Regions from separate parts of the Mus musculus genome. Here all the other regions are linked to region 1. The links are chromatin loops, found by intact Hi-C in ENCODE. Cell type or tissue: heart. All regions are shown on one strand.

The links. Peaks named below come from ENCODE experiments on the same cell type or tissue, not always from the same donor. Only the 100,000 strongest peaks of a DNase experiment are listed, where the experiment ranks them.
Region 2: it touches region 1 in a loop (4-fold over the local background); 5 of 42 quality-filtered maps call a loop at or near these places.
Region 3: it touches region 1 in a loop (4-fold over the local background); 6 of 42 quality-filtered maps call a loop at or near these places.

What each region holds. Positions count from the first base shown.
Region 1 is chr1:172,486,828-172,494,827 of GRCm38, reverse strand. It overlaps Igsf9 (immunoglobulin superfamily, member 9), which reads right to left. Exons shown (of 21, transcript NM_001145800.1): 4 at 5,163-5,315; 5 at 4,385-4,539; 6 at 4,056-4,173; 7 at 3,072-3,213; 8 at 2,818-2,963; 9 at 2,585-2,727; 10 at 1,201-1,341; 11 at 614-730; 12 at 272-422; 13 at 1-75. Among named protein-coding and RNA genes, the nearest start is that of Igsf9, 8.6 kb to the right of the region's middle. In heart, a CTCF peak has its summit at 4,244 (motif pointing right); DNase peaks (open chromatin) are centred at 4,217 and 4,867; H3K4me3 peaks cover 654 bases; H3K27ac peaks cover 771 bases; H3K27me3 peaks cover 1,443 bases.
Region 2 is chr1:172,628,464-172,636,463 of GRCm38, reverse strand. It overlaps Dusp23 (dual specificity phosphatase 23), which reads left to right and starts at 3,490. Exons shown (of 2, transcript NM_026725.2): 1 at 3,490-3,848; 2 at 4,638-5,695. The coding sequence starts at 3,582. The coding sequence ends at 4,823. It overlaps Gm35601 (a long non-coding RNA gene), which reads right to left and starts at 3,484. Exons shown (of 5, transcript XR_001779542.2): 1 at 3,323-3,484. In heart, no CTCF peak of the experiment used is centred here; DNase peaks (open chromatin) are centred at 3,403 and 3,853; H3K4me3 peaks cover 1,955 bases; H3K27ac peaks cover 1,768 bases.
Region 3 is chr1:173,398,630-173,406,629 of GRCm38, reverse strand. It overlaps a transcript of Aim2 not described here. Among named protein-coding and RNA genes, the nearest start is that of n-TRtct5, 12 kb to the right of the region's middle. In heart, a CTCF peak has its summit at 7,800 (motif pointing right); no DNase peak of the experiment used is centred here.

The sequences.
Region 1 (8,000 bases):
CAGGCTCCCAAGAGACATTGGCACCCTTGGGTAAAGGTACCACAGACACATTGGTGACGACATGGGGGCTGGTGCCTGGGTAGGGGGAATGGAGGGAGGAAGGGTGATCAGGACCCTGAAGTAGGGCTAAGGAAGAGTAAGTTGGAGATTTTTCTTCTCCACCCATTACCTTAGGGGAATCCCATACCCACAAAACCCATCTATACCCCCCAAAACAATACTCCCATCTCCCTGTGGCTCCCCAGCCCCAGCCCCCTCCCGGGCCACTAACCTAGCACATATACATTGGTGGAAGTGGTCACACGGGCTACAGCATTGCTGGCACTGCATTCCCATCGTCCCTGGGCCTCCTTGGTCAGGGGTCGAAGGACGAGGCTGTTGTTGCTGTCCACCTGGGCCTGGCCCTGCAGCCCCCGGCCCACCTACAGAACCACTGGTCAGCCCTGAAGACACAGGCAGCCACCCCTCACCAAGGGGGCCACTCATCTCTCCAAGTAACCTGTGCCCCTCCCCATGTTGCCTGTGAAAACCTGAACCTCCTTTCCAAAAACACAGCCAGGGAAAGAGTGGGCACGGACCCAGGTAGAGCTGAGTCAGGACCAGGGAGCCTTACCTTGGCCCAAGAGACAATAGGAGGAGGGTCTCCCCGGGCGGAGCACGGGATGAGTAGCTCCCGCCCTACTTCTTGGAAATATTCTTCCTTGGGCTGGTCTATAAAAGCCGGGGGAGCCTGCAGGCCAGATCTGTATTGGGAGGGGCCTCTTTCACAGCCTCTCTTCCACCTCTAAGCTTTGGTGTCCCCCATTCCCAGGTGCCTGTCATAATGTCTTAGTCTCCTTCTCCATCTCTTAGTTCTGTGTCTTTGCCCCCAGCAGGTAGGACTGCTGGGTAATGGCGGGCTGGAGCAGGACTCTCTGAGATAGCTGAATCTCTACAGATCATGCTCTCTCTCCCCTTTGCTCTATTCCCTGTGGGACTGAGACGAGACAGATATCTCATTTCGTGAATGTGTTCGTGACTGATGTCCTACTGCCCAGTATCATCTCTGTGTATTCTGCTGGCTGTTGCTATGACCACCGCAAGAAACAGACGGTAGGAGCCCCTCCCACAGCTCTCTGCCTCACTCCACCCTGCTGACATGGTTCAGAACACACATTCAGCCACCTGGCCGTACCACAGCAGGTTTGCTGTGGGCCTCACCTTGAGCAGCACCTGGGTCACAGGGGAGGGTCCAGCAGTACCAAGACTGTTGTAGGGGGTGCAGGAGTATTCTCCCAAGGCATTCTCATTCCCCAGGGCAATGATGAGGGAACCTTCTGGGCCCAGGGACCAGCCAGGGAACTAGAGGGCAGAGGAAATGACAAATAGAGAGAGAAACTTAACAGAGGCAAAGCTGGGGTGGGGAGAGGCAACTCGAGAGAGGAGGAGAGACAGGAAACTCTTTTCAGGAAATCAACCCATCGGCTCTGGGTCTTGGCCTGACCCTCTCTCTGGACTCTGGTCCTCCACTTCTGTCTGTTCCATCAGGGGATGTGAGACGGTGACAACACAGCTCTGGTGTCACTCACAGAGAATAGTGTGAATGGCTTCCCTCGAGTTGAGCCATGTGGATACTCTGACTGTCCCTCTCGGCACTCCGTTGCTCAGTTCTGCATCTCCCAATCCACTTCTATAAGAAAACCTCCCCTTCTCCTAGATGAAGCGTGGCCCCTCGCTCTCTGCATCTAACTTGTCTGTCATTCTGGACCGAGCAGGAAAGCTTTGGCTCTGTCTTGTCTTGTTTTCAGGCCCTCTCTGGTTCAGACTGAGTAACCCCTCACCTGGACTCACACTGGCCACTTCACAGCCTTGGGGCTCTGCTCCTAACAACTCCTAACCACGGTCCTAACACCACAACACCACCGCCAGCCAAAATTCACTGCTGATTTTTTTTTTAAACTTTCAATGACACATTCACCAAGTGCTACAACTTTACAGCCCCAGAGACTCTCAGTTGGAAAGACAGGATGCCTCAAAGAATTTATAGTCTCCTCAGACAAACAAAAGATCCCAATCAACTCGGAATGAGGTCATGTTAAGCTGGCACGCAGTTCTTCCTCTAGGACCCAACCTGTCTTTCCAGCCTTTTCTACACCTCTCAAGTCCTTACAGGTGCCAGCTGCGGCTCCCCCTCACTGCCCGATTCATCACTTTGTCAGCACACTATACGGCCTCTGCAAAGGGATTTCTGCATGGAATGACAGCTCACTCTTCAAGACCTACCACCTCACCAAAGGCCCAGGATCTGTTACTGGTCTATCCCCAACCGGACCTAAAAACAAAAGCCTTGTTCCTTCCCTGGCCTGACAGCAGAGTCTCTGTGGCAGCTCTGCCTCAAGGCAACACTCCAAGGATGGATACTTCTTCTGGGGAAATGGATACTTCTTCTCACCTCCACAGTCACTGCCTAACACTGGCATCTGGTAAGAAACATGTTTCCCAACCACAGCGCTGAATTAAACTCAGCCTCCCGCTGAGCTGCAGCTGGCCCTCTGACAAAAACAACACCTAGCCAAGACCTTCATCCCCTGTCACAAGCCTGTACCTTGTCCAGCTGCAAGGCCTGTCCGTCTTTGGTCCAGGTGACAAACAGTAGTGGGGGATTAGCACGAACCGGACACCGGATCACCCCACGCATGCCAGTGGGCAGGGGTGTCTCGGGAGGCATGACTGTCACCTGGGCTGGGTCTGGAGGAATGCAGAGACAAGTTGGAGGACAAGGTCATCAGTCTGTCTCAGTGCGGAGGAGCAGGCTGTGGAAGGAGCATGGGGACTTACAGAGCACAGTGAGATAGGCAGAAGCTGACGGTGGATGCAGAAAGCCATTGCTGGGAACACAGGTATAGTGGCCGGCGTCATCAGGCTGAGTGGCTTGTAGCCACAGGCTCCCGTCTACCAGGATGCGCACTCGAGACTGTAAGCGGCTGCAATATGGTATGTGTGAGGAGGAACCTAGTCCTTAGACAAGGAGCTCTCCCAGAGACTACACATCAATCCCCTGCCTCCACTACCCAAGAGATAGGTTGCCCTACCTGATATGGAAGACATTGACACCATCCTGGAACCAGCTGTAGGTGAGGTTAGCAGGGTATGCCTCAGCCCGGCAGGCCAAGGAAACATCCTGAGAGGAGTTGACTGTACTGTTGCTGGGGGGCACCACAATGACAGGGGGTCCTGGGAGAAGTACCAAGGCAGAAAGGTGTCCTCAGCCCATTCCGGAATTCCCAGAACCCTCAGGGCCTTTCTACACCTCTTCCTGGTTCTGCCCTTTGTAGTCATGGGCCAAGTTGCTACAGGACCTTAAGGACCCGAATTGGGATGTGTGATAAAAGCCCATCCTGTTCCAGAGGCCACTCGCTTTTCCAAGTCAGCCCTGTTTCACGAGGCATGGCAGGCAAGCCTACCCACCCTGATTCCTTCTGCTGAGAAACTGTATGTGCGGGAGGGTCCAGGGAGGTCAGAAAGGGAGGTGAGACTTCCTGGTGGGCCTTCCTCATGTCAGGGTCTCTGGCTTTAACTGTATTACCCAGGGCTGTACTTCTCAAGTACCAAGGAGAACGATACTGCAGTGGGCCATCAATTAATCGGTTCTCGCCCACAGGCGCTATGAAGATGGATGTCTGCCTCGCGTGCCTCATTTGCCTTTCCTTCCAAAAGGAAGAGCTCAGCACACATGGGCGATATGTCAAAGTCCTGGGAGAGGTTGATAAGAACCTCTGGGTTTTTTTTTTTTGTTTTGTTTTGTTTTGTTTTTTTGAGATCACAAAACCAGGACTCAGGAGGGTCCCACGATTCATGGGCTAACCCTTAGCACCCCTTCCTTTCCACTGTAATGCACTGCTGGGCACTAAGCTGACCGTTTCTTCATCCTTTCTCTCACCCTACAGGGGTCCCTCAAATATGAGCCTCCTCCCAATCTTCCGTGTACTCACCCCCTCACCCCACCCTCACCCCCGTAGAGATCATGTCTTCTACTATAGGTGGCCCGGTTCCCCTGCCCTTCCACCAAAGTGCACCTAGCACCAACAGCTGGGTGGCGTGGGTGATGCTGCCCTCGGAGCTGGAGGCTTGGCAGGTGTAGTCTCCAGCGCTGCCTCGCTCCACCCGACGGATCCACAGTGTTCCATTCTGCACCTAGGTAAGGAATCTTTAAGGAAAGGCCCTTCCTGTTTGGTCAGCCTCAGACCCTGCAGTTCCAGAGCTGGCCAGCAGAGGGAGACAGCGCCTCAACCTCGGGGAAGCCGATGGAAAACCCCTCCCTCCTCCGACCCATCCCCGGGCTTGGCTTCTGTTCCTCTCCTGCCTTCTTCCCCTTTGGTCCTCCCAATCCAGCTGACCCACTCACTTGCACCTGACCCTGGCCCTTGCCAAGGTCTTGTCCTCGGAATTTCCAAGTCACATAAGGCTGAGGGCTGCCACGGGCCACACAGCGCAAGGTAACCGCCTCCAGCTCCTTGACTTCCAGAACTAAGGGAGGTGTCTCCTGGAACTGAGGGGGCGCTGTGAGGGAAAGAGGCATCAGGGGCTGCCAGAAAGGCTATCATCCCACAAAGCAGAGTTCAAAACCCACGGAGAACTCCTCTCAGAGCTGGAGGCTCCCGGGGTACACGGGACTAGCCCAGGGTCACCTGTCTACCAGGACCATCCCAACACTGCTACAGCTGAACACAGGCTGCATGACGGGAACTAGGGGGAGAGCCAGAGCCGAGTGCCCAGGGAAGTCTGGGAATCAGAAGGGGCGGGTCTTAGACTCATCACACTACCTCTACCTGATTCTCTGCCTCAGTCTCACCTATGAAATGGGAATGATTACAACTGCCTCCCTTCTAGTGGAGAGGGAGAAACTATGCACGGGTGAGCTGCATCATTCAGGGCCCAATATACCTTAACTATGACCTTGACCAAGGAGTGAAAGTTCCCGACTCAGAGCCTATGGGCTGATTGGATTTTATCTGAAGAACTGAGGGTGTGAGGGAGGGCAGAGGTAAGAAGCAAGCCGTAAATGAGCTAGCATGGTGAGCACATGCCAGGATGGGTAGGGCACAGAACTCGCTCATTCCCTTCACTACCAGGGTCCCCATCATTCTCCCCCTACTGTCACCACCTGCTCCCCAACTTCATACAATTGACTGTCAGGTGCACCCAGGAGCCGTTGGCAAAATCCTGTTCAGGGCTGTGTTGGTCCAGGAAGAGCACACGGCACTCGTACCAACCCTGGTCTTCCACCCGGAGCCCCTCAATCTGGAGAGATGCTCCTGTCTGCAGCCGGACTCGTCCTGTGAGGAGGGAAGTCCTGAATCAAGGGTGTTGAATGAAGGAAGGGGCTCTGTAAAAGCTTTCCAGTCCTGGTCACACTGGTCATTCCCAGAGGTTGAGAATAGCCTAGGTCTGTCATCCAAGTGTGAGGGTCTCCAGAGCAGCAGAAGGAAATGAGGCCATTGAGGGCAGAATGCTATGTTTAGCTGAGACCCAGACAAGACCAGAAACACTCAAGGCTTCTTGAGCGGACTAAATGTTGTGCTGAAATACTCTGTATTTCCCGGACCGTTCGAGGAAGGAGCGAAGAACCAGCATTTGGTCTCCTACAAGATTCACCATCCCTGGGGTACTTTTTAAGACCAAGATATAAGTTCTCTGGGGATACTACTGCTTTTAGAGGACTCTGTCCCTGAAATCGCTAGCTGTGTTTGGGGCCCTCCCAGGGACCCATACCTCATCTACCAAAACCTGTAATCTCCCAGAGCTATTATCAGCGGCCTAAGCGCCTTAGAGTGGCCAGAGTCCAACCCAGGCAGGCAGCAGCGTCAGCAGCCTCCCCAGCCCAGCCCAGCCCCTCTACGCCCCAGCTGACTGACCACATGCAGCCCCACAAAGCCACACACCACAGCACAAAAAAGACCTTTCATTCCCAGCATGGTCCATAGCAGACCACTAGGCTGACTGAGATGTGCTCGCCCAGTCCCTCAGGACCCTCCTCTGAGGGAACCCGGCACCCTGACAGCCTGAAACATCCCTAGCAGTGCAGTCTACGTGAGTAAGGTGCTTGCTTGGCAGCCCCAAAGAACCCAGGCACAAGCCCAGCTCAGCCACATGTTCCTTTGAACAAGTTACTCAACCTGTCAATTTCAGTTTCCTCAGTCAAAATAAGAGAGGGAGAAACTGGGATGGGGTGGAAGGCAGGAGATGATGCAGGGGAGGTGTGTAGCACCTGGCACCGCTGGAGGCTCACAAAAAGGCTGTTACACAAATAAGTAAGATGCATCTTTGAAACCAGAAGCCTACACTCAATCTGGGCCCCACCCCTCATCTGATAACGTATCACCTCCGTTTCTTCTTCTACATCAGTGAACTGCACCAACCACCATGCATCAGGCTGCCCGAAGAGGAGCCTGGCTCAACCTGGATTCCTGTCGCCGTTTGCCATTTACTGACTTGTTACATCTTGCAGATCCCACCTCCTAAGAATTAGTATTTCCCTCCCTGCCATCTTCCACCTTAGAGCCCCGCAGTGTCTCTCACCAGGGTTATCCACTGGCTCTGTACCCCCTACACTTAGCTGTTGCCCATCTTCACTTTGCCCTTTGGTGTGAACGAGTGGTATTTTCTAAAATTCACAGGACAGGCAAATATAGCTCCCAGATGATGTACCTGTTCAGCACTCGGCCTACCCCAGCCATCCCTGATAGTGATAGTAGCAATCCTGGGTACCACCCACTCCTCCAAGCTGTTTCCACTCTACTTCTAGGGTGGCCTATTTGAAGCAGAAACTCAGCCTGTGTGCTCCTTGAAGCCACGGGAAAGATGAGAGTCATAGATCTAGGGTAGCTACTGAGCTTAGTCGTCAGTGATCTCTCAGTTAGTCCCTGGGGTGTGGCTTCTTTAGAATGGGTGGGCCTACTTATAAGTCTAGGTGTATAATCCCCACCCAGGAGATAAAAATGGGCCACCCAGGTAAATCTTTAACAGAATACCCTTCCTCAAACCTGCAGGATTCCTCATTCACCTTACTCAGAGCCCAGACCACTGAGCCGAGCAGAGCCCAGACCACAGCCTCCTCCAGGTCCCACAAGATAGGAGCTTTCATCGTGGTGATCTCTGAGCTCCAGAGCGAAGACAGAAAGGCTGAGCACTGAAGACGAGCTATGTAATATTAGACACTGTCACCATATTTAATCCTCCCCAAAATCCATCACCGATGAAGGCACTGGCGTTAACCTTCTTTCCAAAATCAAGCAGCTATTAGGAGATCAAGCCGGGTCCACCAAGGCAGAGCGTTCTCCGCTGAACGCTGCCATTAGAATCCACTGATGTTCAGGGCACTGAGCACAATCTCTGATTCCATTCAGGAAATGTCACCAGCTAACAATCCTCATGTCTGCTAGCCAGAATACTCGGAGCAGCATGTTGTACAAACCAACTTCCCTAGGAGGTCCAGAAAAGCTGCAGTGTTTCAAAACAAGGTGACCAGAGTGGCAGTTCTGTGACTTCCTGTGTCCTGAACACACCTCCTATAGACCTGCCCTCCACCTACAAGGTCAAACCTAAGGGATATCAGACCTGCCTACATGCAGTGCCTGAAAAGGAGAGTCTGATCTCCTGGGCTCTGAAAAGGCAAGAAGCCCACACTAAATGTAACCATGAACACAGACAAGTGTACGTCCGTCCACACAGAAGTTCAAATCACGACTGTGATTGTGCCCACATACTGCACTATGAAGCCAGGGCCATGAGGAGGCATTCTGGGACGATGTAGCGAGGCAGACAGCTTGGGAGGATCAAAGGCAGAAAGGGGAGATCAGGAGAGTCAGCTTGGAACAATCGGAATTGATTTCACCAAGCAACTAAGCAACTTAGGGCCGTCAGAAAGCACAAGTCCATCTGCTCTGCTGGGACATCCCTGAAACTCCCAGGAAACACAGTCCGAAAGCCAGTCTCACAGATCCAGACACTGCCTGTCCCCA
Region 2 (8,000 bases), 140 kb before region 1:
GAACTAATGTTTCATTTTATAAGTCATCTTGGTCATGACGACTCATTCTGTTGAGCTTCTGAATAAACAGAAAACTAAACAGAACAGGAAGAGTGTGCCTTTAGAAACATCTTGTGGTTCCAGCCCCAGCTTCGCCTCCCCACCCCGCCCCCACCGACTTCTTTCATGCTTGTTAGTTTTATTGCACAATTAGCTTTTGACTGTATATTATCTGATTGTCAGATATTGGCAATGGCTTTGATGAGAGGCTTAGTACTTTATTACATATTCTGAGAATAATTATATCTGTGTCTAAATCCCCCCAAGTATGTCAAAAATTCCTCAAAATTGAGGAAGTTACCCAAATCTTCTTGTTCCCCCAAAACATGTCCCACACACATACCCACATACACACATATGCACATACTATCTATCAATACAGATGCACGCAGTAGAGATTGTCCCCAATAAAGACCAAGAAACCTGCTCCCTTTATGAAAATAGTAATTAGACAGAATCACTTCCTTAAAAGGAGAGACACGAAAGGGGGAGGCTGCAGGAGGGAGATGTGAGGGTAACATAGGGACAAATATAATTACAATACTCTGTATGAAACTGGGTTTTTTTTGTAATTTAAGCCTTTCAGAAAAATAAAAGCATAAATTCAACAAATAAACAGTCTAGGATAATGTTCCTTATCTATTTTAATTGGAGGTTGTGTGTGAGTACACACATGTAAAAATTCACTGGGGTGTGTATTTGTTTCGTGTTTTAGTGTGTGAATTAAATTACAGTAAAAAAATGAAGTTTTAAAAGAAGTTACACATAATATTCAACACAGTCCCCATGCAACTGAAGAATCCACAGACACCCTGGAGACTCCCAGTGTCTTGAAGTACGTCTTGCCAATGCATTCTCTTTATTTTTTCAGTCCATTTACTTAACACTTTTGAACACTATGTCCAGACGCTGGTAAAAATAAAAGATTCAACAAATCAGTCTTAGTTCCAACAAAAACAGGAAACTCTGGCTCAACAAAGCAACTTCCACAGTGGGAAGATCAGAGTACACAGAGCCTAAACCCTCCTGAGGCCCAGATAGCCCTAAACAGACAAGAAAGATCCTGTAGATAATGTGTAAGAGACTGCCGAGGTTGCAGGAAGCCTCGCCAGGAGCCCAGCAGTGGCTTTTCTTACAGAAACCCTCAGCTGAGACAGAAAATTAAAGGAGACACCTGCAATGGGACACAGCTCAGACATGGACCCTGAGCCCTTCTCTCTCTAGAAGATGAAGGATGAGCAGACAAGGGAGAGCAAGTCTTCACTCGGAGCTAACTGGCCTTTCCACAGGCAAGCCTGCGTAGGAGGGAGGATGATGGACGACCTTTCAGCCTCAGAGACCCACAGGAGAGAGGACACACTGAGAGCAGCCTAGGGGCTCATTAGAGAAGAGAGTCTGCCTCCCACTGGAGAAGACAGGCTTGGAGCTGGATAGGAAGGAGATAAGAGACGTGCACGGAAGGGCGAGGAGAGACGTGGAAAGTTCTTCCCTGACACGTGGAAGGTAGACAGAGAAAGCAGAGAACCCAAGAAGTGATCTGCCCACACGGACAGTTCCTGGAAATGTTACTTCCAGACACAGCTGTCTGCCGTCAAGGTTCGTTCCCACTGAGCCAGAGCAGGCAATCCACCTCGGAAAGGAGAAATCCTTCCATTTTGCTGATGCCGTGGACAGCCCTCCCGCTGCCCGGTTGCTGAAACAATGGACTCCACGATCCTGGAATTTCCCCCGAGAGCCTCACGCAGGAGAAGGGAAAGACTGGGAGCCTGGTGTTTGAGAGATGGGGAACTTGTCTCCTTGTATGAGAGACGAAAGCAGAGGCTAGGGTGAAGGGGGGCATGGAGAACCACACCTTGACCAGGAACACTCAGTTATACATAACTCTTACCTTCTACCTAAGCCTAATCCTCATACCAGGACCCTAAAGATAGACTTGGGTGGTAGGGACTGGACCTCCTTGTTTCTCTCACTAATGTAGCACACTGAATAAACCACCTCCCGCTTTCACTAGCAGGTTTATTTAATTGGCCCATTGAAGAGACAAGTAGCCCATCTTGGCTTGTTATGGCTCCCAAGGCCCAGATTTTCACCCTAATGACCAGCAACCAAGGGAGGGTAGGATGTCTTCATACCCAGGTCTTGTGGGCTTAGGTCAGTATGTCCCTAGGCCCCCGGTTAAGAAAATACCCAGGGTTTTAAACACAAAATGTTTGGAAGAATGTGAAGATGGCTGTGTAACACTGTCATTTCCTGGATGACTGTAGGAAAGTGTGCCATTAAAAGATTCTGGAGAGGGGGACAGAACAATGGCTCAGCAGTTAAGAGCACTGGCTGCTCTTCCAGAGGTTCCATCCCCAGCACCTACACGGCAGCTCACAGCTGTCTGTAACTCCAGCTCCGGGAGTCCTGACACCTTCACACAGATACACATGCAAGCAAAACACCAATGTACATAAAATAAAAATAATAATAATTTTTAAAACAAGATTTCGGAGCTGGAGAGATGGCTCAGCAGTTAAGAGTACTGACTGCTCTTCCGGAGGTCCTGAGTTCAAATTTGAGCAACTACAAGTTGGCTCACAACCAGCTGTAATGGGATCCGATGCCCTCTTCTGGTGTGTCTAAAGACAGCTACAGGGCACTCATATACATAAGATAAACATTTTTTTAAAAGAGAGAGAGATTCTGGAGAATGGTATCTTCCTTAGCTTCCTCGGTGCCTCAGTTTTCTCATCTCTAAAATGGGGTTACTGTGATCACCTACCTTATGGCGATTAATTAACATATATAAAAAGTATTTGCACAAGTACCTAACACAAAGCAAAAGCTTAAATGTTGTTAACCCTTATGTTGTTGATAGTGGTTACTATATTACCCTGAGTACCATTTCCAGTGCCACATATTTCCCCACCCCCCATCCTTTAACTACTGTCGGCAGTAGAAAAATAAAACTTTCTATTGTCTGGGACATAGTAGTTCCCTCTTACTTCAAGAACTCAAGAAGACAGCAACCATGACTGCTTGGTCATTGAAGAGATTACCTACTCACACCCGCGCCCAGGCAGAAGTAGATTTTTCTATCACTATTTAAACCCCTTGTATAAAAACTATGAAGAGACCAGGCCGTTAGGCGGCTGGCCCACGATGCAGTAGCTCCAACGCACCACCAGGGAGCAGCAGAGCCCAGCCCTGGGCTGTTTTCTCTACAGGAGCAATTAATTGGTTCCAGGCTTCCTTAGTGCCTTCACTCCCCGCTGCAATAATCACGCTTGTTGTTGATTACCCAGCCTATCAACGAGTGCCCTGCTCGCGTCCGTTGGGCTGTAGGGTTTCTCTGCCTGCCTTGGAGCCGTCTTAGCCCCGCCCCCGCTGTTCAGCCAACCCTGGGTGGGGAGGAGCGTCACGGGGGAGGGTCCAAGAGACTACGTGGCCCGCTAGGGCAAGTGCTGAGCGGGGACGGAATCCAGCCCCAGAGGGGGGGTGACCCAATCTCCCGGCAGAGTAGGAAAGGCCAGCCTCGCCCTGAGTAAACTCCCCCCACGATGGGCGTGCAACCCCCCAACTTCTCCTGGGTGCTTCCGGGACGGCTGGCCGGACTGGCGTTGCCCCGGCTGCCCGCGCACTACCAGTTCCTGCTGGACCAGGGTGTGCGGCACCTGGTGTCCCTGACGGAGCGCGGACCCCCTCACAGTGACAGCTGTCCCGGCCTCACGCTGCACCGAATGCGCATCCCTGACTTTTGCCCGCCGTCCCCGGAACAGATCGACCAATTTGTGAAGATCGTGGACGAGGCCAATGCCCGGGGAGAGGTCAGCACGCTCGTGAGCCAGAGCGAGAGGGCGGGGCCTGGAAGGAAATGAGTGGGCGGGGCCGGAGCTGGAGTCCGAAAAGAGTGGGAGAGCCTGGGGTTGGGGGCGGGGGTGACAGGGCTAAGTGGGGTGGGAGCTAGATGGACCCACTCCCTGACTAAAGTCAACTATGCTGCTAGGAGAGGTGGTGCCAAGTAGGCTGGAGAGAGAGTACTGTCAAGTGAAATCCTTCCAGGAGTCCAGGGAGCGCCTATGTCAGACGGAATCAGTTCAAAGCCCTTTTACTAGAGGTCCAAATGTCATAGAGACACACTTGTAATTTTAAATTTTACTAGCAGCTACGTTTTAAAAAAAAAACAAAAACAAAAAACGAAAAAGATGAAAAAGAAGCAGGTGAAGTTAATTTTGTACTAATCCAATAAGTCAAAAATATTATTTCAACATAGAATCAATATGAAACAAATTATTAATGAGGCATGTCCAGTCTTTTTCATGCCGCATCTTCAGGGCCTGGTAAGTATTTTGCACCTCAGCTCAGTTTGGACTGACACATTTCAGGAAAAATAGCACCACAAGTGGCTGGATGTACTATACAAGACAGCACAGGATAGAGGCCAGGCGATGTAGGCTGAGAGCCCAAGTTGGAACCAGCCATTCCAGAGGCCTCCTAGTCACCTGTCCTCCCACAGCTTTGATGTCACTTCTTGGAGAGCCTGTGATGTGTGGGGTGAGGACAGGGGAGTATTGGGGAGGGCATTGGACTCTACTCCATCAGTCTCCACTTCACAGGCTGTTGGAGTGCACTGTGCCCTAGGCTTTGGCCGCACTGGCACCATGCTAGCCTGCTACTTGGTGAAGGAGCGGGCTTTGGCCGCAGGAGATGCCATTGCTGAGATCCGGCGCCTGCGACCAGGATCCATTGAGACGTATGAACAGGAGAAGGCCGTCTTCCAGTTCTACCAGCGAACAAAATGAGGACTTCAACAGCCCGCCTTTCCCCCTCCCCAACTCCTGCGGCCAGGGAGGAAGGGGAGTGAACTAAAGTACTGCATCCTTCAGGTCCCTCTGACTCCTATTGGACAAAAGTAGTCCTTCCCCAAAGCCATAACGTGGCCGGCAGGATGGCCGAGACCCCACAAAAATGAGGTAATAACTGATAAGAACTCATCACCGCTGCATAGCATGTACACAGCACTCCCAATACATCTGGGTGGTTGAAAAGACAAAAAAAAAAAAAACAAAAAAAAAAAAAAAAAAACCACTTCTGTTCTTTGGATGAGGTGTCTAGAGTTCAGAAAGGCCTCCGGTCACAGTTCTGGGAAACAGAAGGATAGGCCAGGACTCCAGCACACACCTTTGTCATCCTGAGGATGATGGGATTCTAAGTGCTGTTCCCTGACATGTGATAGAGGAGAACTGGTCAGTGAAGGAGACCCATGTCCCTGGCCACATGGCCTCCAAGCAGCCTCAGGCCGCTGCACTCCTACACCAGCAGTGCCCCCTTGACATCACCCCTTATGTAGGGTCATCCGTCCTACCTGAGCCACCTTTGTTCTCTCAGGGTACAGAAGACCTGCATATCGTGCTACAGATGAGGTCTCTCTCTGTCTTATCTGTTTCTCTCTTGGTCTCCCCCTCCCACTCTCCCTCTTAATCTCCCTCTCTCCCTCCCCCTTCCTCCCCCCACCAGGGCTGGCCACCTCTTACCAGCCTCAGGTGACTCAGCTCATCTGTCACCTCCAACCCCTATGTCGTCCCCAGCCTCAGACCAACGAATGCTGAAACTGTGTCTTGGTGGTTTTAGAGTGGATATTAAGTGATCAAATAAATAACTCTGGGACTATGAATCTTGGCCATGTTTCTCAGGTGTTATCTTCACGTCTCCCCTGTTGGACTCCACCCAGCCGCAAGCGCCACACTTTAGACTTTCTGAGAGATGAGATAAGTGTCATTCATGAGCCCAGTGGACTCTTCCATAATGGCAGTCTGAATCCATGCCCTATCTTCCATAATAGGCTGAACTGAGTAAGGGAGACTCTGCGTGTCTGTGTGAACCAGGTGCTGTTAGAGATGGAACCAACTCAGCAAAAAGAAAAGCCATGATTCCTATTCTCAGGAGCCCTGCCTTCTGGAGAAGGGTAATGACATTCTCTTCACACTCGATGGACACTAAAGGCTACCTCAACTATCCCAGATGCAGGACAGTCAAGAGTTCCCCTACAGCCTCCATCTCTCCTATCAAAGACCAGAGCTAGGCCTACACCAGCCCCTCCCCTGTACTTCATTCCATCTTCCCTGTGCCCCTAACTCAACATTATCCAGCTCACTCTTACACAAAAGGCTTTTTAAGCAAGAAATATAAGAGCCCTCATTTGAAATCCTTTTTCTGTTTCATCTGGAGGGCCCATTCCTTAACTGTCTCCTTGGATCCTCTCTGACCCACCCAGGGGGATATATCGGCCAAAGAGAAGAAACTCCAAGGTCCCAGGCATTTAGGCTTCAAGGATGGGAAAAGGACAAAGGACGGACACACCATCCACCTTGCCCCTCCCACTTCTGCCCCATGATTCAAACCAGACCATCTCCCGCGGGAGTGTGTATGTCTGTGTTTTCCTGAGGAGGGCATAACCCAGAGAGAGGAAAAGGCCTGTTTCCTTGACTCTTTTCTTTCACTGCCAGAATTTACCCACACAGAAGGAGGTGAGGGGCTGTGCCCTCCCCTTGCCAGTATTGCTCGACTGTGCTATGTGACCCATCCTCGCCCTTTCTGCTGTCTGTTCCTCCGCGTGTCCTCCGCACTGCCAGAGCGGAATCTGCTCTTACCTTCCTCCCAAGGCTCCTTTGAAGGAGACAGAAAATTTTTCTAACCCCATTAAAGCCCTGTGTGCTGTTCCCTCCCCATAATTTAAGCAGGTCTCCTCTGCCTCAAGAGTTCCTTAGGGAAATAAACATATAATTATGTGCTTAAGGAAATCGCTTTTAAATAAGTAAGAGTTGACTTCAAATGAAAAACTCTGCCCTTCTCCTTCTCTCTACCTTGAGAGGTTAGCCTGAAGCTCTGTGTGTGCTCATTTATGGCCCCCAGACCTTTTGCCTTCCCATCACACTTCCTTCTGTATTTGCCTACCAACAGAAGGGCACTCATTAGCGATGGCCCATCCCCATTACATCCGACGCTGGTGCCAGGAGCACTCCTCCTCCATCTGAGAAGCATCCTGACATTTGCATCAGACCAGGGCTTCTCATTCTTAGCACTCTTGATATTTTGAACTGGGGCTGGATGATCGGGGGTCACGGGGACTCTAGGCGGTAGAATGTTTAGCAGTGTCCCTGGTCTGTATGCATCAGATGCTAGTCACACACCCCTCTAGTGATGACAGCCATAGATATCTGTAGACACGGCCACATATTCCCAATGGGAACAAAACCTGCCCCACTGATAGACTGCAACAGACCAACATTTGGGTTTCATTTTCTCTGGAAGAAGAGGAACAGATTTTGGATCTTGCATATATAATGTCATAATAAGGGAACAAGGACCAATTCACATATTGCCACCTTTTCAACCAATGTCTGGAAGTCAAGTTATTCCCAGGTTCCCAACTCTTCCCAGGCTTGTTCTCCAGCTAGGTCTTAAGCAACACTGACTTTCTTCATTCAGAAGGATTATTTTCCCAATGAGTTGTTGCTGATGGCCATAACTGAAACAGCTTCCACCCTTGTCCAGGCTTGGTTTCCGTGCTTGAGATAGACATGACTATCTTGGGGTTTTATTGATGTGAATAGACACCATGACCTCAGCAACTCTTATAAAAGAAAACAGTTAATTAGGCTGGCTTACAGTTCAGAGGTTTAGTTCAATATCATCATGGTAAAACAAAAAAACAAAAAACAAAACAAAAACAAAAAAACATGGCAGCATGAAGGCAGACTTGGTACTGGAGAAGGAGCTGAAAGTTCTACAGTAGGCAGCAGGAATAGTAGAGCAGACACTGGGTCTGGCTTAAGCTCCTGAAACCTCAAAGTCCACCCCTAGTGACACACTTCCTCCAACAAGGCCATACCTACTCCAACGAGGCCACACCTCCTAACAGCGCCACTCCCTATGAGCCTACAGGGGCTATTTTCCAGAATAACCAAATTCGATTTGGG
Region 3 (8,000 bases), 910 kb before region 1:
GGATACCCAAGATATAGGATACAATTTGCTAAATGCATGAAACTCAAGAAGAATGAAGACCAAAGTGTGGACACTTTGCCCCTTCTTAGAATTGGGAACAAAACACCCATGGAAGGAGTTACAGAGACAAAGTTTGGAGCTGTGACGAAAGGATGGACCATCTAGACTGCCATATCCGGGGATCCATCCCATACTCAGCTTCCAAACACTGACACCATTGCATACACTAGCAAGATTTTGCTGAAAGGATCCAGATAGAGCTGTCTCTTGTGAGACTATGCCGGGGCCTAGCAAACATATAAGTGGATGCTCACAGTCAGCTATTGGATAGATCACAGGGCCCTCAATGGAGGAGCTAAAGGGATCTGCAATCCTATAGGTGGAACAACAATATGAATTAACTAGTACCCCCCCCGGAGCTCATGTCTCTAGCTGCATATGAATCAGAAGATGGCCTAGTCAGCCATCAGTGGAAAGAGAGGCCCATTGGTCGTGCAAACTTTATATGCCTCAGTACAGGGGAACGACAGGGCCAAGAAGTGGGAGTAGGTGGGTGAGGGAGTGTGGGGGGGAGCATGTGGGGGACTTTTGGGATAGCATTGGAAGTGTCAATGAAATAAATACCCAATAAAATAAAAAAAAAATCCCTAGGAGCCAGGTGATGGTGGCGCACACCTTTAATCCCAGCACTTGGGAGGCAGAGGCAGGCATATCTGAGTTTGAGGCCACCTGGTCTACAAAGTGAGTTCCAGGACAGCCAGGGCTATACAGAGAAACTGTATCTCGAAAAAAAAAATCCCTAGGAATCTCAGGCTGAGGGAAAGGAAAAGGCTAAAGCCCTGATGCTCAACAGGGGAGGAATTTGCCTTTTCTGGACCACCCTGCAGAACAGATTAGGGGTTAGACAACAACGAGTAGGTGATAGGCAGGACCACACGTTGACTAGGACTGCTTCCCTTTCTGTACCTCTTGCTCTCAATTTAAACCTAAACCTCCTGTCAGTTTGGCAAAGACAAACATGAGTGTTATTGGACTCCTTTGTTTACTTTCCCACGATGGTCTTGCTGAATAAATCTCCTTTCTGGCTTCTGCTACGGCTTGTGTCTTTAACTGCTGTTTATAGAAAAGATGGCTGATCCTTGATTGCTAGGCTTGTCAGAGTCCAGGCTTTGATTCTGAAATATACAGCAATGTAAGTCCACACTGTATTAGGAACTGTTTTGTTGTTTTACACACACACACACACACACACACACACACACACACACACACACACACACACACACACACACACACTATTTGAGAAAAGGTCTTTCTATGTAGCTCAGGTTCACCTTGAAATCATGTTGGCTCCTCTTTTTGTGGCCTCCTGATTCCTGGTATCACAGACATGAGGTACCATGCCCTGGTGATTCTCTTACCTTTGAACAATGCCTCTTCTCTTTTTGTAAGTCCCCTGTTAGCAGTGTGAGGTGTGACTGGAGAGGTAAAGAGCCTGGGAGGCAGTGACAGCGGGCCCGCAGGGAGCAGGGCATTGGCATGCTGGCTGTGCATTCATGCCTGACTGTTTCTCCCAGAGGAACCGCAAAACCTGAGTATGTTGTGAGCTGGTAACAGCACATCTTGTGAAAGCTTCCACTGAAAATCCGGACCATGATGGGAATAAATATGCAGCATGCCAGCAAAGCCGGATAAAAGGAAAATGACAGATAGACTACACACCTGAGTAAGCTTTATAGCCAAAACCTACCCAACTGCAGGCATCTACTGCTTATATAGTAAGTGAAACTTGTGCTCAACCAGAGAGAGTAGATTTAGGAGACAAATATAAAAGAAACAATAACAATCATAGTGTCAAGGGAAAAGAGATCCTTGCAAGCCCACAACATTCTTCCTATCAGAATGGGAGAAGTCCATGTTGCAATCTTTATGGCTTAATAAATGTTTACTATCGTTCCTAATGCAAAGCTCAGATAGTATGAAACATTTGTTCATGGTACCGTGATCACAAACGACTGAATAAGAATAGATAGTCTGGGAGAGATAGAGGGGACAAACACAGATGGCGCCAGGCAGATCTGCATCCAGAAGCTCTCCAATTCACATCAACACGGTCTCTAAACCTCGGTTTGTTCATTGCTAACATTGGGACAATTTTCCAGGGTTCTTGTGAGGATTGGAGGCTCATATCTGACCTCTAGAAGGAAAGAGGGAAGACGGAAGGTAGAGATACCAGGTGTTCATGCTTTAGGAAATGGGAGGAAGTCTCTACCTGAATGTCAGGACACAAAATGTTAGGTAAATAATATGCACACATCCATATCCGAATAGACTATGGAAAAAAGAAAGAAAAAAAAAAAAAACCCGGGTGGTTCTTTTAGCTGGTCCTACCATAGCTATAGGAATTCCAGGCTACCAAGCATTTCAACTCTGGGACTAGGAATACTGAGCAAATGGTTATCAAATTAATTCCCTCCCCTCCACAAAGACCCAAACCCCTCAAAGCTTAGAAACATCCCCTTCTTTGCTGCTTCTGACTTTGAATTCCTTAGAAGAAATATTTCCCTCTTTCTGAAGCTTTCGAACATATTCAAGTGGTAAGAAATATTTCTTGTCTGAAAATGGAAGTCAGGGATAGCAGGTACAGGAGGGAGGGTTGGGGGACGAGGTGGTGGGGGATGCATGCCAACATGTCTCCAGCCTGGGCATCTCCATGCTTTTCCTGCACCGTGGCCATCTCAGCAGGAGGCAACCGGGTGACAGCAATGCCTGCACTTCACAGAGTCTCAGTATGGTCAGTAATGAAGATGGAACCTACAGTTGGCAGAATCACTCTGAAAAGCAATAAAGAATCTACTGACAAGAGCTAGGTAGGAATATAACCTATGACTTTGTAATCCTGTGCTCTGGATTAGAATTATTTATAATCTGAAATAACTCAATCTAGGAGAAGCCAGTATATTCCAGCAACATTATTTATAATGAAACAACAAAACCAAACAACTGCCTGTAAATAAATGGCCTGTCTATCAAAGGCATGATGTGTTAATGTTGGGACTGGAGAGGTGATTTCATAGCTAAGAGCACACATGGCTCTAGCAGAAGACGTAAATTCAGTTCCCAGTGCCCATATGGGTGACTCACAACTAACGGTAGAGTCAGACACCATTTCTTGATACTCTATGATACTCATGTACACATACACACATGCACACACATATACATAAACACATACACTCATGCACACACACAAGTACACACACAAAACTCAGAAATAAAATCAATCTTTAAAAGGAATTCATTCATAAATTTTGTGGCATATTTATAACAGAGTATTATGCACCAATGAACATAAACTGAAGGGCATCCAAGAACATGAGTAGATCTCAAAAATGTAATAATGAAAGAAGCAAAAGAACCTCTGAGAAGAATGTGTTCCCTCCGCATAAAATTAATATGCAAAATGAAGCAGACTATAAATTGGGAAGAACTGTATAAAGATAAAACTGTGAGGAGTGCTAAGAAAATGGCTGGTTACCCTGGGGACCAAGGCAGAGATGAAATTTGAGCCCAAAGACTTCAAAAGAAACTGGAAATATTCTCATTTTAAGCTGACTGGTAGGATCAGACGTATTTATGTCTGTAATTACACTTTTAAATTGTTCTTATGCCCTCACCAACTTGGGTCTATGTATATACTAATTAAATCCTATTATTGCTATGCCTGTATAATGCATATGAGCATTGAAGCACAGATGCCAGCATAGCTGTGGTGGTTAGAGGACGACTTTTAGGAGCCAGGTCACTCCATCCACCACAGGTTTCAAGGTCTGAAAACAAGTCATCACACTTGATTGCAAGTCTTTTGACTCACTGAACTATCTTGTTAGCTTGTCTCTGAACATTTTGTTCCACTACATATATTAAATATATGTGTGGTCCCTTGGGTAGCCTCTGCTCTCCTTCCTCAGCAGGAGTCAAGGGCTACCACCAGGGTCAGCCTCAGCTACCAGAGTCTGAATGTTTGTGTCACCCAGTAATTCATATGTTCAAATCCTAACCTTTTGGGAAGGAAAGTTTTTGGTATTTTCAGCAATGAAAATATAAAGTCGATGGGATAGCTTTAAAGGAACAAGGCATAATTCTGTGAGGCTGAACAGTGTAGCCTATGACTCAGCGATTTTGGTTCCTCCGGGATCCCTAATGGGATCAGAGTACATAAGAAAGAGGACTTGCTCACTTTCCACTATTCTGAAGGTCCAGCAATACTCCTGAAAGCAAGACCCCACTAGACACTAAATCACTGGCTTTGAACTTCCCAGCCTCCAGGACTATGAGAAATAAATTTCTGCTTTCCATAAGCAACTCAGCCCACAGTATTATGTTATAGTAGCTTGAACGGACCAAGACAATGAGAGCTGTAAATTTTATGAAACGATTTTGGAACATGGAAAAGAGCACTATACATCAAAACGCACAACAAAATGTAAGTTTCCCTGGTTCTGCGCCCTGCCCCTTTGTAAGTTGCTTTTAAAACCCCCTTCTGGCACATATATGTCTTTTCAATACCTCTTACAAGCCTTTCTGTAAATTCCAAATCAGTTTTTCTCACCTTACAGAATCAAATGTTCTTACCAGCTCCTTGCCCTGAAAGCACTTATATGTATGATTTTAAATCTCATCAAGAACTATTGACTTCCACGACAAAATACTTTCAGACAGGAAAAGATACTGCTGCGTAGAAATCTAAGCGCACCCAACAGGAAGGGAGATACAACAGAAACTGACAGAGACGACCTATCTGTCTTAGGAATGAAGAAAATGAGTTTCACTGTCCCAGGAAGAATAGATTAAATAAACTGTACACACACACCAGGCTGGTGACTTTCCCCTTGTTCAAGGGGGAAGCAGGACACATCAAGTTGGGGAGCCTACACCTTGCCTGTCAACTAATGTTCTGGTAGGGGTTCAACTTCCTCTTCTCCTCTCTGTTCCAAAAGGGAAAAGGAAACTTCCCCTACCAGTTCTCAACTCTCCATCCCTTACATTACAGAAGGCCTGACAACGCGCGCGCATGCCTCCTTTTTTCTTCCAAGCTCCAACTTCCTCTCTGCATGGAGCGGTCTCACAGGACCTGCCGGCTTTGCTTCCCAGGTCTGACAGCAGACCTTCTAGTTTCCCCAGCATCTCCAGCCAGTGTCATTTCTTGACTTCTATTTGAACAGTTTTTAAAATGAGGCATTCCTTGTTCTCCTTCTGAGACAGTCTTTCTTCCTCACTCCAAATATTTTTTGACCACTTTTAAAACATCGATCTGCTCTCGGCCATTTGACTGTTTTCTACCAGGATCTCTGCCTTAGATTTCCCTTTAGAGTTGAAGCCCCATTTACCCAGTTGGTTTCCAGGTATATCTGCTTGCACCTCTTAGACACCTCAGATTCAGTGTTGTTATGATGGGGGTGGCCTTCTTCACTAGACACCACGACGAAGCCCCCTTTTCTCACAATACTCCGTACTTCCCATTTGCTCAAGTCAAGAAGCTAGAAATCTTACCCACTCAGGCTTTCCTCCTCCGGTAGTCTATTTCAACCAAGTCTTATCCAATCAACATCTGAAATGCCTTTCAGACTCACTTCTCCTCTCCCCTGCCCAACTCCATATCTGATAATTCATTATCTTTAAAATGATCCTCAAAACCTGTCTTCCCTTCAGCCATTCTCCACAATCCAGCCTGAGGAATCTTTCTGAACTATAAATCTGAGCATTAGTCACTTTCCCTGCTGCATGTGAATATACATGTACACACAGACACTGAGACGCAGAGACAGGGAGGAAGGCAGCTATGCACACATCCGCATGCGTGCACACACGTGCATGTGCACACACACCCATGCACACACACACACACACACACACACACACACACACACACACACACACACACACACACATACAGACACATAATATACTTTTAGTTGCTAGTATGTGCCCTGGGGTTTAAAACAAACCCATTAAAAGAGCTTGTCAGCCCTTGTCCCTATCCCAATCTGTCTATTAACATTAAGCTTCTCTCTCAGTGCCTGGTTCTAAGTTCCTGTCACTTCTAGAAAGTTCTCTCCACTTCCAGTATAATATATTCCCCATCATGCCCTGGGGTGACTGAATGATACCTGTCTTCCATACTACATCAACTCAGTCAGGTCCAGGGTCATGCTTGCTTCATGCCTACCTTACCCTAGTGCCTCTCAGACTCTGACCCAACTCAGGTACTTCACAAATACTGGTTAAGTAAATGGTCACACTTTTCCCTTGTAGCATTATTCAGAATATTTTATACTGGCAATACTCTAAATCATGGATTTGCCTGAATTTGTATATTTACAGTGATCATTAGAGTTATTGACTGAACTATAGGAAAGAAAATAATTAGAATAAGCTATGTCTGATCTCTCATTGGCTGAAAAAAACATTGAAGGAATGAGTGACTTAATGAAAATTAGAAATTGAACACACTTCAGTTACATGACCTAAAGATGTGAGAGAAAGGTTTTTAACAGTGGACTCAGGTTAAGATTGACGGCTTTCTAGGGTTGATACCTTCTAAGGTTTCCCACTTCCATGTTAGCATGCCTATTGGTGATGTTCTTCAGGTCTTGTTTAGGCAGCCATGTTGGTGAGATGAGCCATGGATGCAAGGTCTCTGACATTTCTAGGAGACACAGAATTACAGCAAACTTCCTGAGGCCTCAAACCTAGATAAAAATTACAGGTGACTAAGGAATTCTGAGAGTGGGAGAAATAGTCTTCCCTAGAAATACTCTTGGTATCTTAATAGCAAGTGATCAATCCTGAAATTATATACATAAAAGTTACATATATAATGTGTGTGTATATATATATATATATATATACACATATATGTGTGTGTGTGTATGCATAATGTACACACACATATACCAACATATATATTTTGTGGACTGTTATATATATAAACTTCACTGTGTTGTTCTATGTATTAAATAAAAGGAGGCCATAAATTTAAATTTGAGGGAGAGCAAAAGAAGTGAGGGAGGAAAGGGTAGGGGAAATGATGTCATTATATTTTAATTTCAAAGATTATTAAAAATGTATTGCAACCTGAAATAAAACATTTTTTAAATTATATACCAGGTGCAGTGGCACATGCCTGTCATCCCAGCAATCAGCAAGCTGAGGTATGATGATGTCCATGAATTCAAAGCAAGACTATTCTACACAGAAAAGCTCTGTCTTAATAAAATCAAATCAAATCAAATCAAATCAAATCAAATCAAATCAAATCAAATCAAATCATACACAGCAAGCTATTTTATTTAAGAACCAACTTAGACAGGGGATTGACAGATGTGCATTTAGTGTGCTCAAATGGGGTGGAAACAGGTACTCAAAAACATGTAAATTCAAGAAATTGCTTAATGACATCAATTAGTATTTACAAAGGTGGATTTTGCATTATCTGTGACTTATAAAGGTGTAGCCACCAATATCCTTCCTATGCTCTCCATTTCAGGTATTTTTCCATTTTATCCTCTCCTTTTACAAGGCAGAAATGAGGTTTATAGACAGCAATGCATTTAAACAAGATACAGTTTTTGCACTAAAGACCAAGATCAAGTCAGAAAAGAACACATTTAATCCACAAATACAAAAGAATAAAAAAGGGTACCTAAAAGAAACTGAAAGTCAGAATCCACAGAAGAAAGCACTAGAGGCAAAAGCATTGACTTTTCTAATGTAAATTTCAGATTTTGTTTGGGAAGGTAAACATTACCAAGGATTCCAGCAGGTGGCGCTCTGAACCAATGAATGAGGAACTGTCCTCAGCCCTACCATATTTTAGGTAATAAAATCAGTTCCTTTTGTGACACTTCAAATATGGAGTCTACACCCTCTGTAACACACACACACACACACACACACACACACACACACACACACACACACACACACATTTCTACAGT